2 separate regions of the Mus musculus genome follow, and region 2 is linked to region 1. Evidence: chromatin loops called from intact Hi-C (ENCODE). Cell type or tissue: heart. All regions are shown on one strand.

Region 1 (8,000 bases):
ACGTCCCGGCTGCTGATCTGCAGCTCTCATTAACTCCACAGCTGTCACACTGAACATGAATTTGAGAAGGTCGTCATGCCACGTGAGGGATGTGACAGTGGGGCTAGAGCTCACAGACCTTTCTCAACTACACTTTTCCTTGCGCACCTACTATGTGCTACATCCAAACAGAGTGATGACTCTGACTATGCAAGGTCTTAATGGACTGAAAGGATGCTGGAGGTTTTCAATCCACGGACCACCCCAGTCGGGTACGGGGGGTCCCTGGAATGAGGGTCCTTGAAGCTAGGTGGGTAAGGATTTGGTGGTGACAAACAGAAACAAACACAGAGGCAGTTTGAATCTGTGTATTCTGCAGCTCTCAAGCAGGGGGTTTTATACATTAAAAAAACCAAACATTACATCTCTTAGAAACTATATCCAGTGAGACAATCACAGATACCAACAAAAATCATTTGGCACAGTAAAGCACAAAAATTATCCAAGCATTACAACTTTGAAACTATGTATTCAGTGAATCACAAACAGAACAGGTAACATCATTATAAATCATCAAAATATAACAATTCTAAAAGGATGTATTCAGTGGGGACTGTCGTCCAAGGCTAGTGGCATATTTCCAGGAGCAGGTTAATAAATCTTTAACAGTCAGTGCTCTTAACCACTGAACTAACTCTCCAGCCCCATGGTCAATTATTATTTAACATCTAGTGCCCGATTTTCTTATAAATCAACTATTTTAATTCTTTCTAATTAAGGCTTTCTTTACCATATACCAAAATCCACCTCCGATGACACACGTGTAGCCATATGAAATTTTATTGTTGGGAAAGGTTTTTTGTTTTTGTTTTTGCTTTTTCGAGACAGGGTTTCTCTGTATAGCCCTGGCTGTCCTGGAACTCACTTTGTAGACCAGGCTGGCCTCGAACTCAGAAATCTGCCTGCCTCTGCCTCCTGAGTGCTGGGATTGAAGGTGTGTGCCATCACGCCTGGCTGTTGGGAAAGTTTTTATCTATTGTAATAGCTTTGTAAATGATTTTGAAAGTAAAGTGTTGGTTTCCCTGGGGATAAGGTAATGTTAGTGACCCCATCTCTAGGGATGGTTTCTTACCCACTATTCTCGCTTAAGATCTTAGCCTAGGCTACCAGGAACATGTAAATAAGAGAAGGAATAAGAGAAAATAAAACAGAGATATTGCCATGAGAACTATGGCTCAATATTTTTTTCTCCAGAGAAGAGTTCCACAGCCGGTTTCAGGAAGCCTCCCTTTTTTGAGGTCAATCGCCTCAGTCTGTGTAACTTGTCGCACAGATTCTACTGGAGGCGGTGTGGCAGATCCAGTTAAACACCTCGTCTGCTTTCAAGGAAATGTGTAGCAGGGTGAATCTGTGGTCTCAAATGTGGAAGCCCCTTCTGAGGGCACCCCACTGAGAATGGTGCTTGGCAGATTTTGATCCTGACACCAGAACCACTCAGTGTGTGGCCGCAGCTTCTTAGCCCTTATTTTACGTACGACAGTAACTACATCGATGCTCTGTTGTCCTAGCCCTCTACAGGTTAGACACTGCAAGATGGAGGCGAAGGAAAGAAGGAAGAGAAATGGCCAGTGGTGTAGAGACACATGGGTGGCTTCTCAGCAGGCCATGCAAACTGAATACCACCGTTACTGGGCCTGAGAAGGGACTTCCCGTTGTGGTCAGGGCCGGCTTCGCCGTCTCTGAAGAGGGCTTGCTGCTGCCCTCTCCGTGTTCCCTGTAGATGGTTCTGCTTTCTCCTCTGTTTTACCCGTGGTGGTTGCTGTGGTGTGACCAGGGAGTCTCTCTTCCCTTCTTTCTTCTCATTCCGTCTCCGCTTCTGAGAGACCACAGAGCTGACACACCACTTCTGATGATGTGCACAACAGGCTAACCATGGCGAAAAGTTTCTTCCCGAGATCTGGAATTAGCTGCCATTTAGCCATTGTCCAGCCTTGAGCAACGTTTCTCTGTGAGTATAAAAATGCTTGCAATTCAGACATTGATCACTCCATGCAATATATCGTCACGGTGTTGTCATAATTGCCACCAGCACCATCATTTTGAGACATGTCCCATGTAGCCTGGAATGGCCTGCAGGTATCTATGTAGCCAAACTGGCCTTAAACTTCGGATCCTCCTGACTCACCTACTGAGTGCTGGGATTGCAGCAGTGTGCCACCCGCCACTCTTGGTCTGTGTGGAGCTGGGGATTGAAGGCAAGGTTCACACTTGCCAGGCAAACACTTAATGCACAGAGCCTCATCTCGGGGCTTATGCAACGTTATTATTTTTGTCCTCTGGCACCTGACTTGTGGTTCACATGTAATATCTTAACTTCTCCTTCCTCAAAGAGTCAAGTCATCCTGGAGCCTTGTTCAAGCTGGTCTTTTCCTGTCTCTACAAAGGTCTCCAGCACTTCCCCATTGTGAGCAGTCTCTCTGAGAGAGCTTTGTCCCAGAATAACTTAGCTATTGTCTCTGATGTGTCTACACTCTAAATTTATGAAGTCCCTGTTTTATGTGTGTAGAATGAATATATATGTATATGTATGTATGTGTGCGCGTATATATACACACACATATATACATACATACATATATAAAGACACACACACACACACACACACACACACACACACACACACCCCTCAGGGTTTCTATTGCTGTAATAAAACCATGAAGAACAGCAACCTGGGGAGACAGGGTTTGTTTTAGCTTTCAGTTCCACATTACAGTCCATTCCTAAGCAAAGTCAAGACAGGATCTCACACAAGGCAGGAGCTGGTGTGGAGGCCATGGTGGGTGCTGCTTACTGGCTTGCTCCTTGTAGCTTGTTCAGCCTGCTTTCTTATATGTTATAGGATGACTGGTCTGGCGTGGCACTGCCCCTGAACCACTCACATCTATCATCAACCAAGAAGATGCACCACAGGCTTGCCTCCAGGTCAATCTGGTGGGGACCTTTTCTCAGTTGAGGTTTCCTCCTACAAAATTACTCTCAAGCTGATATAAAATTAGCCCCCCCCCCCTATATGTTTACACTAAAGCATATGTTCAATGGGATAGTTCAGCCAGGCAAACCTTCCCTCCTTAAGTCCCCTGGGTCACACTGTTTCATCGCTGCAATAGAAACTGTATCCATGACACCCACCTGTGCTGGAATTGTGGCTGTCTTGCTCTTACACAGGTCCTGTAACAGGCACCTGCAGCTGCTACGAGTTCATGAGTCTGACAGCCGTGCCAGGGCTAGATGACAGCATTTCACAGTTCTTCTCCTCCACCTCCAGCTCTTGCGGTCTTTCTAGCTTCTCTTTTGAGATGTTCCCCGAACCCTGGTGTGTGTAGGGGGTGTGGGTCTAAGGATCTCATTTAAGGCTAAACACCCAGTTGATTATTCTCAGTACTTGGAGCCATCCTGCATTTCTCCATTGACTGCTGCTGCAAAAAGAAGTTTCTCTGACCAAGGTGGAGAGCATTATCGAGTGTATGGCTATAAACATAAATATTCAGAAGGTGATCTTACAATATGAACATTTAGTAAAATAACAATACTAGGCTCCACTCTATGACCTCTCTAGCCCTGGACCTCTGGCCAGCATTACAGTAACAGACATGGGATTCCATTCTGTGAAACAGGCCTTAAGTGCACTCAGGGAGTAGTTGGCTCCCACATTAGAGGCTTGCTGTTATCGCAGCAGTGAGCACGTCTTGCTTGGCAGGTTGCTACAGCAGCATGCTGGGTCCAGCACCATGCTTTCTTCATATGTGCGTGCATGCATGCGTGCGTGTGCATGTGTATGTGTGTGTTATTTACGTTCCAGAATTATGTAAAATGGAATGGAGGAATCAAAGAACAGAAGCCCCCATTTCTTTCCCAGGTTACCTAAGTGTGTGTGGTCATGAATGTGAAACAGACCTCCTAAGCCCCTCCAACACGGACAAGAGATGCTTGCTGCCTTCTTTCCTCACTGATGAGCGGGAAACGATGTCATTTCCCCCACGGAGCCCATGTGCTTCCTTTCCTAACCAACCAGGTCTATGAGTTTGGGGTATCATTGAAGGGGGAGTTATATGTGTTCTCTGTGCAGAAGGAGTCATCCCTCCATTTCAGCGGCACCTAGTTACAAACCCTTACATCATACAGCATTAGCCAGTGACTCAGGGTGTGGCTGCTGAGCATGGCTGGCAAAGATAAGGCTGTTTTCAGTGCGTAGATCTTACTTCAGAGCAAAGCCCTGGCCGTTTTGGCTGCTCCTGTCCTGTCTGTGGAGGAGGGACATCTATCTACAGGAGGCGTGTGCAAGCTTGAGTCAGCTCTACTCAGTCTGGGCCTGTGTGCCAGGTTTCTATTATTGTAAAGCGTGGAAAGTCACTCCCAAGGAATGCTGTAATATTTTAATAAAACAATTTTGTGTAGCTTTGGACTGGTTCTGTGGCCATAATTAACAGCGCCAGCAGAAGTAACTTGGTGAGGGAATGTTTATTTGGTTTATAGGATACACCCCATCATCGGGGGTTCCCAAGGCAGATGCTCGAGGCAGGGATGAAGCTGGGGTCAGGAACATGGCATAAGCCATGGTGGAGCTTACTGGCTTGCTCAGTCTGCTTTCTTACACAACCCAGGACCACCAGCCCAGGGGTGGTCAGCTATCACTCACTTGACCCTCCCATATCAGTTATCGATTAAAGTTTTAGAAATGTTCCTATAGACTTGTCTGCAGACCAGTATGATGCAAACAATTCCTCAGTTGGGGTTCCCTCTTCTCAATGGTTGTCTTGTGTCATGTAGACAAAAGCTACTGCGATGTTAGATTTTTCCATGGGCAGATGTTATGACCTCTATAGCCAGAAGGTGGCGCCATTTCTCAAGGAAAAGGGTGGAAGCCAGAAAACCTGCCGGGAGGATGTTGACTTGTTGTGTCTGCAACAGGTGATGGTGGAGCGGAGCGAGACACAGAGATTAAAAGGCACAAATGAAACACCCTTGCACAAAGTCATACGACAGGTTCCCAGCAGAGGCAAAGCTAGACATAGGAGTCCTGGTGCATACATTTTCTGCACACATAAAATTTCCCTACCGTGACAGTTTATTCTGATCCTAAATTCTCTCTCTCTCTCTCTCTCTCTCTCTCTCTCTCTCTCTCTCTCTCTCTCTCTGTCTCTGTCTGTCTCTCTGTCGATCTCTCTCTCTCTCTCACACACACACACACCAACCAAACAACTTGGAAACAGAGTGGATCATCTGACACACTGGTGATATTTCAAAATAATTAAGTTGTTGAACTTCTTGCCTCTAAGTCTCAATTACAAGCCAGGTTCAAGCCACACTTATTAGAATTTTAATATATTTGTGATTAAATGGGTAATCTATATATTTTCACACATTTGAACGAGGGAAAAGTCACCACTATGGATGGTATGAAACACTATATTGTTGTCCTTAAAGTGTAGGTCAAGTCAAAATAGTTAAAATCTCTGTGTAACTACTCACACATAAGGTAGCATACGGGCTTTGGAAGGGGCCCCCAGGTAGCAGGCCTGGTGATAGAAATGGCCCTAAGGCCCTGAGACCTCTGCTATTCACACAGTGAACCCCACTAGGAACTGACAGTACAACTGTATAGACATGAGCAGAATCTGAGCTCCACCTCTTTTATGGGGTATTTACTCCGACGTACTTGTTAGGTTTTGGTCAGCTTGACACCAGCTGGAGTCAACTGGGAAGAGGGCACCTCAGACAACACCTCTGCCACATGGACCTATGAATGAGTCTGTGGGGTATTTTCTTAACTAGTGATCAATGTGGGAGGGCACAGCTCATTGTGGGTGCTGTAGCCCTATGCAGGCGGTCCTGGGTTCTATAGGAAAGCAGGCTAAGAAAGCGACAGGAAGCAAGCCAGCAAGCAGCACCCTCCACGGCCTCTGCATCAGCTCCCGCTCCAGATCCCTGCCTCCAGTTCCGGCCCTAGCTCCCCTCAGCGACTCTGGCTTTAACTCACTGCATGTTACTGAGGTCACCGCAAACGCCGTCCCCCCCCCCCCCCCCCGCAATGGCACACTACAAACACCAGTGGTACCTAAAGCAAGAGGTGACTGCAAACAAGGTGCCCCAATGGGAGGCTGTTTCAGCTGGCTTTAGGGATCCAGTGTCCTCTTTGACATCTGGGGACCTCCTTCTGTGGCACTGGTGGCAGTGGAGGTCACCAGCCTGTTGTCCCTGCAGCAAAAGTGTGACCCATTTTTTTTTCTTTAGGGTAAGAAAATAACTTCTGCAGAAAAAAAATACGAGTCAACACTGTGTTCATAGCGTCAGACAGTTCTTCTCTGGCCTGGGGTGTGCCTCACAGCTGTAATCCCAGCACTCGAGTCGCCTTGTCAAAGGGACACCCTGACTTCCATGCTAACCTAGGCTATGCAGTGAGCTCCAGGGCAGCCTGATTTACAGAGAGATCTTGCCAAAACCACAAAACTAATCAACAACAACAACAACAACAGCATCCTACCACACCCCTAAGCAAACAACACACACACAAACCACCACACCCCCATTTTAGTTTTGAAACTGTTTATTTTTCATTATTTAAAAATTTTTTTCTCTTTATCAAAGAATAATTGGCAAAAATTACATATCCTGCAGGTATAGCAATGTGCACGTGCACATAGCAAATCCATCCAATTCACAAAGACATCACCCCACGAGTTACCATTTTATCTTTTATGTGAAAATTTTTTTGGGGGGATGGGGTTTTCTTGAGATACACTTTCTCAGCAAGCTTCAAGACAGAACACACTCTTTTTACCTGGAGTCGCTGTGCTGTTAACAAGTCTCAAGATGAAACAGTTTCAAATACATCCATCCTAAAACATCCCGGCCACCGACAACTTTATTCCCAGGCAACTAGCCACGCACTTTATCTTTGTTTCTTGGGACTAATTTTCTGTAAAAAGCAAGACAGACTTTTGGAGGGCACATTAGGTCACTACATAAATTCAGTCAAAGCTCAGACAGAGGCTTTGGGGCTGCCTTTCTGCTCTGCTCTGGTTCAATAGAAGTACGTTTGCTCAACTTGTGGGGTCAACATTTTAAAGACTATTTTGAAAATCTGGGCAATAAAACAAATGACAGTGTATGTTGTACTTGCATTTCTTAGTCCTACATATGCTCTTGTTCATTAGTTATGATTCATATTTATCTTACAGATGCACTGCCTTAGAAACCCCAGACTACATATGCTCTTGTTCATTAGTTATGATTCATATTTATCTTACAGATGCACTGCCTTAGAAACCCCAGACAATAATAAAGTAAATTGCTTAGCTTTGGGCAGTGTCAGTACCTTAGCCAATGAGGTTTATCCGAGGTGCGATTATTGCTAATTGAAAACTTTTCCCAGTAAGGTAAAATGCTCAACAACGATACTAGTAAGGAATCATATTAATAATTCCTCCTTTCAAAGTACTAACTAGCAAGAAACCAAAGCAGCTGTATTGAGTATCTCCATAAGAGATGTGAAGAAGAACTTGAAAGAGCTGGGCAGGAAAGTGAATTCTTTAAGCATAAAATATAAAGGTGAATGCTAATGGGGACATTATGTTTTGTTTGCTTACTGAGTTTCCCCTTTAAGATACAAGGGGGATTATGTGTGTGATTTACATGTGAGGGATAGAAGAAGCCTGCCATTTTTTTTTTTAAGCAGCTGTATTTAAAAAAAAATCTGGTTGCAATTCTTGTAACCAAACCTAACTGTGCACTCCACTGCAGATTTTTGGCATGGAGATAAGCCAGAGAAAATAAAAGTTGGAGGCTGCAAAACACAGGGCTGGTTACTGTCCACCTTACAGCTTTTCTTTTTCTTATACATCTTTAAAAACAGACCACTTTTTTTTTTGGGTGGGGGGGGGAGGGAGGTTGGTTTGGGTTTTAAAATTATCATGAGGGAGGGGGAACCAGAGTGGAGAGGAAGAGAACAGAGCTTTCGAAAG
Region 2 (8,000 bases), 190 kb after region 1:
CATATGCATGCACACACATGCACACACACTCACATTGAATTTCTCTGGAGACCCACAGTTTGCACCATCTGGGAAGGCCTCTAGGAGTCAGTTAGGACTGCAAACTCGACACATACCCTGAGTGCTGTCGGATGCTCCAGACATACGCATGGTCAACAAAAACTGATGACCTAGTTTTTCCTAGACAGTTTCTGTTGTTTTGAAGGCAGTCAGTATACTGTGGGCCGTTGTGAGTTTTAAAGGTTTCCTCCTTGGGGCATCCCAGAATGTGTTTATAGATTCAGAAATGAAGGAAAGGGTCACTCTGTTGAACCTTGGGGTTCCACAGGGGTTCCACAGAAGTATTATAGGAAAACTACTAGGTCATGAGAAAGCCATGTGAGAAAGATGTCAAGGACACCAGTCTCTCTGTCCTCCCCCACCTCCAGGCTCCTCCCATAACAGCCCCCCCCACTTTAACCAGAGAGCTCTGCCTGTGTGGTTTTGTGTTTTTAAATGAATTTGTCACTTAAGTATTATTCAGAACCCTGCTTCTGGGAGAGGGGAGAGGAGGGCAGATCCCATGTTCCCAGGGCTCAGCCTGCAGGGGGCACACATGCCAACATGGCTGGTTACAGTCTTATCTCCCATCACCCATCAGCTCCTGACCCCAGAGATCCACCAGCTCCCACTCACTGATATGTCTGTCACAAAGCCGGGCACCTCCTGGAGGGTGTCCCTCAGCTAAACCATCTGGAAACTGAGTTATCTTCCGAGTCTCCGGTGACACAGCTATCCACTTTTAGACCATTTGGGCATAGAGTTCTTCCACAAGACACTAGCCTTCCCTGGACACCAGTCTTGATCTTGGGATAGCTAAGCCTGGACCAAGTTAGTCTTCAAGTTTGCTTAATAGTTGTAAGACCTTCGGTGGGAAGTGTCTGGGAACCGTTAAACCACATCTCTCCATCTTCCTGATCCTTATTCCCGGAGTCCAGAAGCAAAGCCTTACTTCTGAGATCCCAGTAGTAGCTGCAGCTGTGGTGGTGCCGCGGCCACCACGGTGGCAGAGCTTGTAAGAAAGTATCTTCTAGGTCTCCTTCAAGTGCTGGGGAACCAGGAACTCTGCAAGAGCTACTACAGTCTGAGTCTGCACCTGGCTAGAGTTTGCGAACATTCAGCTGCAGCTCGCTGGACCGGCAGTGTCTGGGGGGGGGGGCAGGGGGCAGGGGGTGAGGGGAAGCTCTCTCTCTAAGCCACCACAAGTCACTGGCAAGCCCCATGACCTACAGTCTGTTAGGAACATGGTTGTTTGCATGTTATTACTCAAGGGGCAGGAAAACCAGAACTGATGTCTTCCCCGTCCCAGAATAAAACCTCAGAGCATGTATCTTTGGAGGACTTAAGACACCCACAAGATTCCTTTAGTTCCACAATCCAAGGAACATGGGAAGGCTGAACAATGTTCTAATGTTGAAAAATGACCCTGAAGGGGCAGATTCAGAGCAAGGGCTGTGAGAAGGTCCTGTTCCTGGGAGCAGTAGGAAGTCCTAGTCTTTGGTACTTGGACAGAGTACTCCTTTTAAGAGTACCTTATTTGTTTTTACTGGGAGCTAGAGATCTTAGAATGTTCTAGAAAGTCAAAGCAGGGATGTCCCTGGGATCCCGCTCCCTGCCCCCCAGTGTCCTCGGAGCAGGGAACTACCTTGAGCTATAATCCCTGTGACATCCCTGCTTCGTGAAGCCCTGCTTGCTTGACTCCAAGAATGACTCCATCATTTCTCCCCCTTGCTACCTTGCTGGACACCACGCAGGCCTCAGGGTGCTGGCTCGAGATATCCCTTGTCTTCTTCAGCATCTGTTTGCAAACTCCTTTAGCTTTTCCCTGTGGTGTGTCCAAAGGCTTGCACTTATAACCCCACCACCCACCCGACGCTGTGGCCGTGCAGCCCCCTAAGTGTTGTAAGGTGGAGGGAAACCATTCCAGGAAGGCATCCAACTCCAAAATTTGAGTCATGTTATTTTTACACAGCAACAAAGAACAAATACATTTCTCAATTATGAAACCCATCTGTGAGGTGCCTTTCAAAGCATGTAACCACACAGCCCCACGTTGTATTGAATTCTCAAGTCATCTTGAAACAGTAGCTGCCCCCCTGCCCCACTGCAGCTCCATTGTGCAATACGATACCGTTGTGAGCTTCACTTTTTAAGTTAAATATGGTTTTCATTTATTGCAACTGGCACCAGAGTGAGTCCAAAGTGCCAAGAAGCAGTGCTAATGGCCTCTGGGAAAGAATAATCAATAATCAATGTTCATCTCCCACTCTCCAAGACAGACTCAGTTTTCCCTGGCTGAAATGACTACTCCTACCTCCTGGGAGGTGTTCTCTGGAGACAGTGTTAAGCACCCTTGTGCTAAAGGCCCTGTGATGTAATGTCAAGAAGCCAAGAGGGGAACTTGAGGGGCTGGGGATGGAGACCCATGTTAGAGAACTGACTAAGATACTCTAAGATGGGCCAGGCCATGGCTTTAATTCCTTCTGAAAGAGAGGGAGACAGCAAGAGGGAGAGAGACAGAGACAGGGAGAGACAGACATGTACACAAGGAGAACCCACATGAAGATACAAACAGAGGCTTAGATAATGGGCCTACAAGCCAAGCCATGCTAAGGATGACCAGCAACATCAGAAGCTGGGAGAGATGGTCCCCCAAATTTCTGGAGCTGATTTATTGCGCTAGAGACTTTTCATGGGGGGATGCAATACACTTCTGCTCACCCCAGAAAGGGAACCCTTGATAGATCAAAGAAATGGTTGCACCACAGTCTAGTGAGGCGAACCAGTGAAGGGAATATGGGTTACGGACAGGAGCAATCGTGACTCAGAAAGGCAACCCCTTCTCCACAAAGCCCGAGGCAACACAGGGGATGACTCAGGAAAACTGCAGCCCTGGCGCTCTCCACATGCCTTGTAGGCAGCCTAACAGTTGGAGAGACTCCTGACAACTGGCTGGTCTGCTCTACTCTCACCCCACCCCACCCCACCCAGCCCTCCCCCACCAGCAGTTGTTCACTGTGTCTACAAAGCCGAGGAGGCACTTTCAAACATCTTGCAAGCTTTAACCCTCTCGGCCAGATGGCAGGTTTACCCTCTCCACCTCTGTGATCCCTGAATCTCACGATCCTCTTTCTCCACACTGAAGGGAATGTTTCAGTGAAAGGAAACTGTAATGCAGCCTACCTTGATCCTAGATTTCTAGCTCCCAGAACTAATAGACAGACAACGGGCTTGTTTAATCCAGCTGGTTTTCAGTGCTTTGTTGGCATACTGGTGCACACCTAAGGAAATTAACTCACTATCTGTCTGGTCCACCAAAATCTACAGGTAAACATGAATCCCTGTTCATTCTTGGTTGTTACCAGTCAACAACTATGACCATAGTAGAATCTACCTTTTGGGCCAACCAGCTTCCAACCCCTGTAATTTTAACCATGCTACAAAAGGGTCTATCCTGAGCCTTGCCTTTAGCAACATCTCAACTTTACAAGGCTTGCTTTCAGATCAAAATCTCCCTCTCAGTTAGGAAGGATTCATAACATGAAGGTACAGAGCTATAGGTCCCCTTCAGCCAGCCAGCAAAGGTCTGTTTAACCACAATCCCGGGAAGTTTTATTGAGCCTCTCTGAGCAGAGAATTGGGAGGAATCGGTGCTGGCTCGTGATGGCTGAACTATCTGTCCCCCTGGCCCCTGGGACTACATAGAGACCGAAAACCTTGGTGGTCAAAGGGCCACTTCTTCCTTTCTTGAGCGCCCTCTGGTGTCCCCCAGTCATGGCAGCGAATGCTCAGGATTGGGAAAAGTGCTCAGGGGGCCTGACAGTTTCTTAACCTAGAAACTTGCAAGGTCTTTTTGGCGGCTCTTTTGTGTCTTCAGGGTTGGCAAGAGCGGCAGAGGCAGCAATTCTGAGCCTAACTTTAGTTTCTTTCCTGCTTCCAGCTGCTCACCTTATTCGCCCCCCCCCCCACCTCTCTCTCCTTATGGTTTTCCAAGTCAGTGTTTCTCTGTGTAGCCATGGCTGGCCTGGAACTCACTTTGTAGACCAGTCTGGCCTCAAAGTCACAGAAATCCACCTGCCTCTTACACACTTTTTACCCAAGGAGTGTGGGATTTTGGGTGTGACCTCAAATTTCATATCAGCGTCAACACAGGCTCCCAGGCTTTCTGTACATGCTAACCCTGTCTTAGTTAGGAATTCTATTTCATTGACAAAACACCATGGCCAAAAAGCAAGTTGGGGAGGAAAGGGTTCATTCAATTTACACTTCTTCATTGCTGTTCATCACTGAAGGAAGTCAGGACAGGAACTCAAACAGAACAGGATCCTGGAGGCAGGAGCTGATGCAGAGGCCATGGAGGGGTGCTGCTTACTGGCTTGCTACTCCTTGCTTACTCATATAACCCAGGACCACCAGCCCAGCCAGGGCACCGCCTACTATGGGCGGGACCGTACCCCATTGGGTACGCCCTATAGCTGGATCTCATGGAGGCATTTTCTCAACTGAGGCTCCTTCCTCTCTGAGGACTCTAGCTTGTGTCAAGTTGACACAAAACCAGCCAGGACACATCCCATTCTCAGAAAAAGGAAGAAGATAAGATCCAACTAACCTGGGTACCTTCAGGACTTCAATGACTTCACACGTGCAGTTGATCATCCTTTCCTGTGGGCCACGGTCTGGCAGCGTGGGATATCCATAAGGTTCCTGGCCTACCGGATGCTGAGAGCACATTCTGTCACAACTAAAGATGTTTCTAGTCACTGGCAAGTATGTCTTGATGTGCCATGGGGGGTGTGGGGGGGTAAGATCTCCCCATTCATTGCCGCAGTGCTTCTTGTATTGATGATGATACTACTGATAACAATTGTATAAGGCCTGTCTAGCTCAATGATATATGAGGATACTAAGATACGCAAGATCCAAATGAAATATGCTGTGTCTTTTTTGCAGCACTTGGCAAGTCTTCCGAAGGAACAGCTCTCCTCCTAGATTCTAACGCTCCTAAAGAGGAGGACTCTGTCAAGAGTGGAGATACAAATTGGAGGAGGGTGACCTGCGCTTTGTCCATAACCTGTTCTCTACAGACTTGTTCTTTAAAGGCCTGATCTCAGTTAGCATAACACCACCACCATTACCCAGAGAGCACAGAACTCTAACACACATTGACAGCCCCTTCAAATTTGGCATCCTGAACCCGTCATGTGTTCAAAGTTGTAACACTACTAACCCTATCCTGTTGATGGTAATCCCTGCAACTACTGAGAGTTCAGAGCTTGCACTTTTCATTCAAATTACAATCTGTTGTGCCTAAAGTTCTTCTTGTTGGTTTGCCCAACCCATATTGTGACCATTCCATTCTTCTGTGTGGTGATACAAGAACGCCGGAGAAGAATCAGCTGTCATGAGGAGCCCTGTCTCATGGGGGTTTCTGTTGCTGTGAAGGAACACAAAGCAAGTTGCAGAGGAAAAGCTTTATTTGGCCTACAATTCCACATCATTGAAGGACATCAGGACAGGAACCCAAACATGGCAGGAACCTGGAGGCAGGAGCTATTGTAGAGGCCATGGAGGCATGTTACTTACTAAGAGCTGTAGTCTACACAGGCATTACTACATTACTACACTGGAGGGACAATTGTAAAGATTGTAACAAATGTGCCTACTGAGCAACTCTTCCTAGGAAGATGGAGATAAATACCTACTCATTCTAGATACCAGTAACAGATCAAAGAAGAGACTGTTCCACCCAAGTCTATCTTGGTGAGTCAGTGGTTTTGTTTTTTTGTGTTTTGGGTTTTTGCTTTGTTTTGTTTTGTTTTTTGTTTTGGACTACCCAAGGAAGCATGGATGAGGTATTACTTAAAGGAGAATGGTTGACTCAAAGGTAGCTCCATCGCTGAAAAGCCTGCACAATGGATGACAACTTAAAGAAATGGATCCCTCAAGTTCCCTGCACAGGTTGTAGGTAGCTGCCAGAGATAAATCTGGGCAGAATCTTTGTAAATCTTGTAAGTTTCAGGAGCTTCCTTAGCCTTGCAAGTTTCCTGTATTTCCTGAGTCTCATGAGCATCCCTCTTCTTTCTAAGGAGGAATATTTGGATTCAGAAGAAATAATTTGATTATACATTGTTGTCACCTTGAGAATCTACAGAAAACTGAAGATTTCAAGAGTCCACCCCTAGGGAGCTCTTAGCTAGTCCTAGAAGGGCACTTAAATTTGCTAAGTGCATTTGAAAAGTATTTCCTTGTCAGTCTGTTTGACAAGCCTGTGTTGACCACTGACCTGCTAAGCATTAAGTATCAGTACAGAATAAACGGAGAGAAAAGCCTCAGTTGAGAAATTGTCTTTCTTGGCCTGGCCTGTGGTCATGTTTGCAAGGGATCATCTTGATTGTTAATTCACATTGGAGGGCCCAGCCCACTGTAGGCAGCACTGTTCTCTGGGCAGGTGGTCCTAGGCTATATAAGGAAGCTAGCTGAACATGAGTCTGAGTTAGGCAGTGTGAGAACCAACAAACAGCATTCCTCTATGGTATCTCCTTCAAATTCCTCCTTGACTTTCCCTCAATGATGGGATGTGACCCAACAGCATAAGCCAGCTAACTGCTTCCTCCCCTGAGTTGCTCTGATCAGAGTGTTTTATCACAGTATCAGAATGAAACTAGAATAAGCCCCGAGTCAAGCCACATGCTATGTAAGTCCCCAGCCTTGAGGGCTAGTCATTGCATCAGTGCTCTGGTTGGGCACTGAAGACTAGCATTGATCCAACTCCTGCCCCATATCTGAAGGCATCATGAAACTTATACAGAAACTCTTGACAGAAGAGTGTGTGATGATTAACCTTAATTATCAATGGGAATACACCTCTGGGTGTATCTACACCTGGGTGTTTCCAGGCTTAAGTGAGGGAGAGAAGACCCAACCTTGATGTGAGTGGCGTGGACCAAGGCCATGGACTGAATGAAACAGAGAAAGCAAGCTGGGCTCCAGTGCTCACCTCTCTGCTTCCTGCCTGTGGATGCAACGAGCCAGCTGTGCTTCTCTCTGCTGCCATGACTCTCCACACCATGATGGACAGCTCCCTCACTGTATCCAGATAAGTCTTTCTCTCCTGAAGTTGCTTCCTGTCGGTTATCTGTTCGCATCAACAGAAAAGTAAGGAATTCAGACCGTTGGGAGCCCCTCCTGGCTCCACTCTCAGGAGTTAAAAGTTAAACACGGGGCTTTGGCAACAGAGAAATCAGACCTCGGCCCAAGATGAGCAACTCCCGAGCTGTGCGCCACGGTCAGTTACTTAACCTGGCTAAGCCTTGCTTGGCTCATTGTTCAAACACAGGCTGTGTTAGTCAGCTAGGGCTTAAGCAACAGAATGTCTTTCTCTCATCATTCCAGAGGCAGGAAGGCTGAGATTGGCTTTCCCACTGGGGTGGTTGATATCTCGGGAGGCCTCTCTGTCCTTGGCCTGTAGATGACATCTTACCCCTGTGCCTCCCCAAAAGGACTGCAACCTAATCTCCCCTCCCCATCTTACAAAGACGGGGGTGACTTGAGCCTTCCTGTGTGTGCCCATTTTATCTTAATAGCTTCTTTAAAGATCCTATTTCTAAATATGATTGCATTCTGAAGGAGTAGGGGACATTGCAGTCTTGATGGAGGTAATGCGTTTCTGTGAGGACGGGGAGATAAGGTCCTCACGAGGCTCGGGTGCTGCAGGCCATCAGAAGGTGGAAATTCGGATTTCCATTCCCACCGATTCTGGTGGCATTGTGTGGAAAAATTGCCTTTAAGAAGTGGGTGGCACACAGGAAAAGTGGCTTTTGTTTCAGCGATAATCCCCTTAAAACATCTGGTCTGCCCCAACCCCCAGCCGGCACCGAATGGAGTCGCCATGAAAAGGTGGCGCTGGGTCTTAAGCAGCTGCGTCAGCCAGGCCGCTTTCCTGAGGAGGCCTTTGCCCGACC

Evidence for each region. Peaks named below come from ENCODE experiments on the same cell type or tissue, not always from the same donor. Only the 100,000 strongest peaks of a DNase experiment are listed, where the experiment ranks them.
Region 2: it touches region 1 in a loop (16-fold over the local background); 11 of 42 quality-filtered maps call a loop at or near these places.

The regions. Positions count from the first base shown.
Region 1 is chr16:91,349,118-91,357,117 of GRCm38, reverse strand. It overlaps the pseudogene Gm24695. Among named protein-coding and RNA genes, the nearest start is that of Ifnar2, 20 kb to the left of the region's middle. In heart, a CTCF peak has its summit at 4,845 (motif pointing right); DNase peaks (open chromatin) are centred at 1,747, 2,268, 4,746, 4,866 and 1 weaker place; H3K27ac peaks cover 1,707 bases; H3K27me3 peaks cover 3,749 bases.
Region 2 is chr16:91,156,671-91,164,670 of GRCm38, reverse strand. All of the region lies in intron 1 of Gm41492 (a long non-coding RNA gene), which reads left to right. Among named protein-coding and RNA genes, the nearest start is that of Gm41492, 40 kb to the left of the region's middle. In heart, a CTCF peak has its summit at 3,815 (motif pointing left); no DNase peak of the experiment used is centred here; H3K27me3 peaks cover 1,068 bases.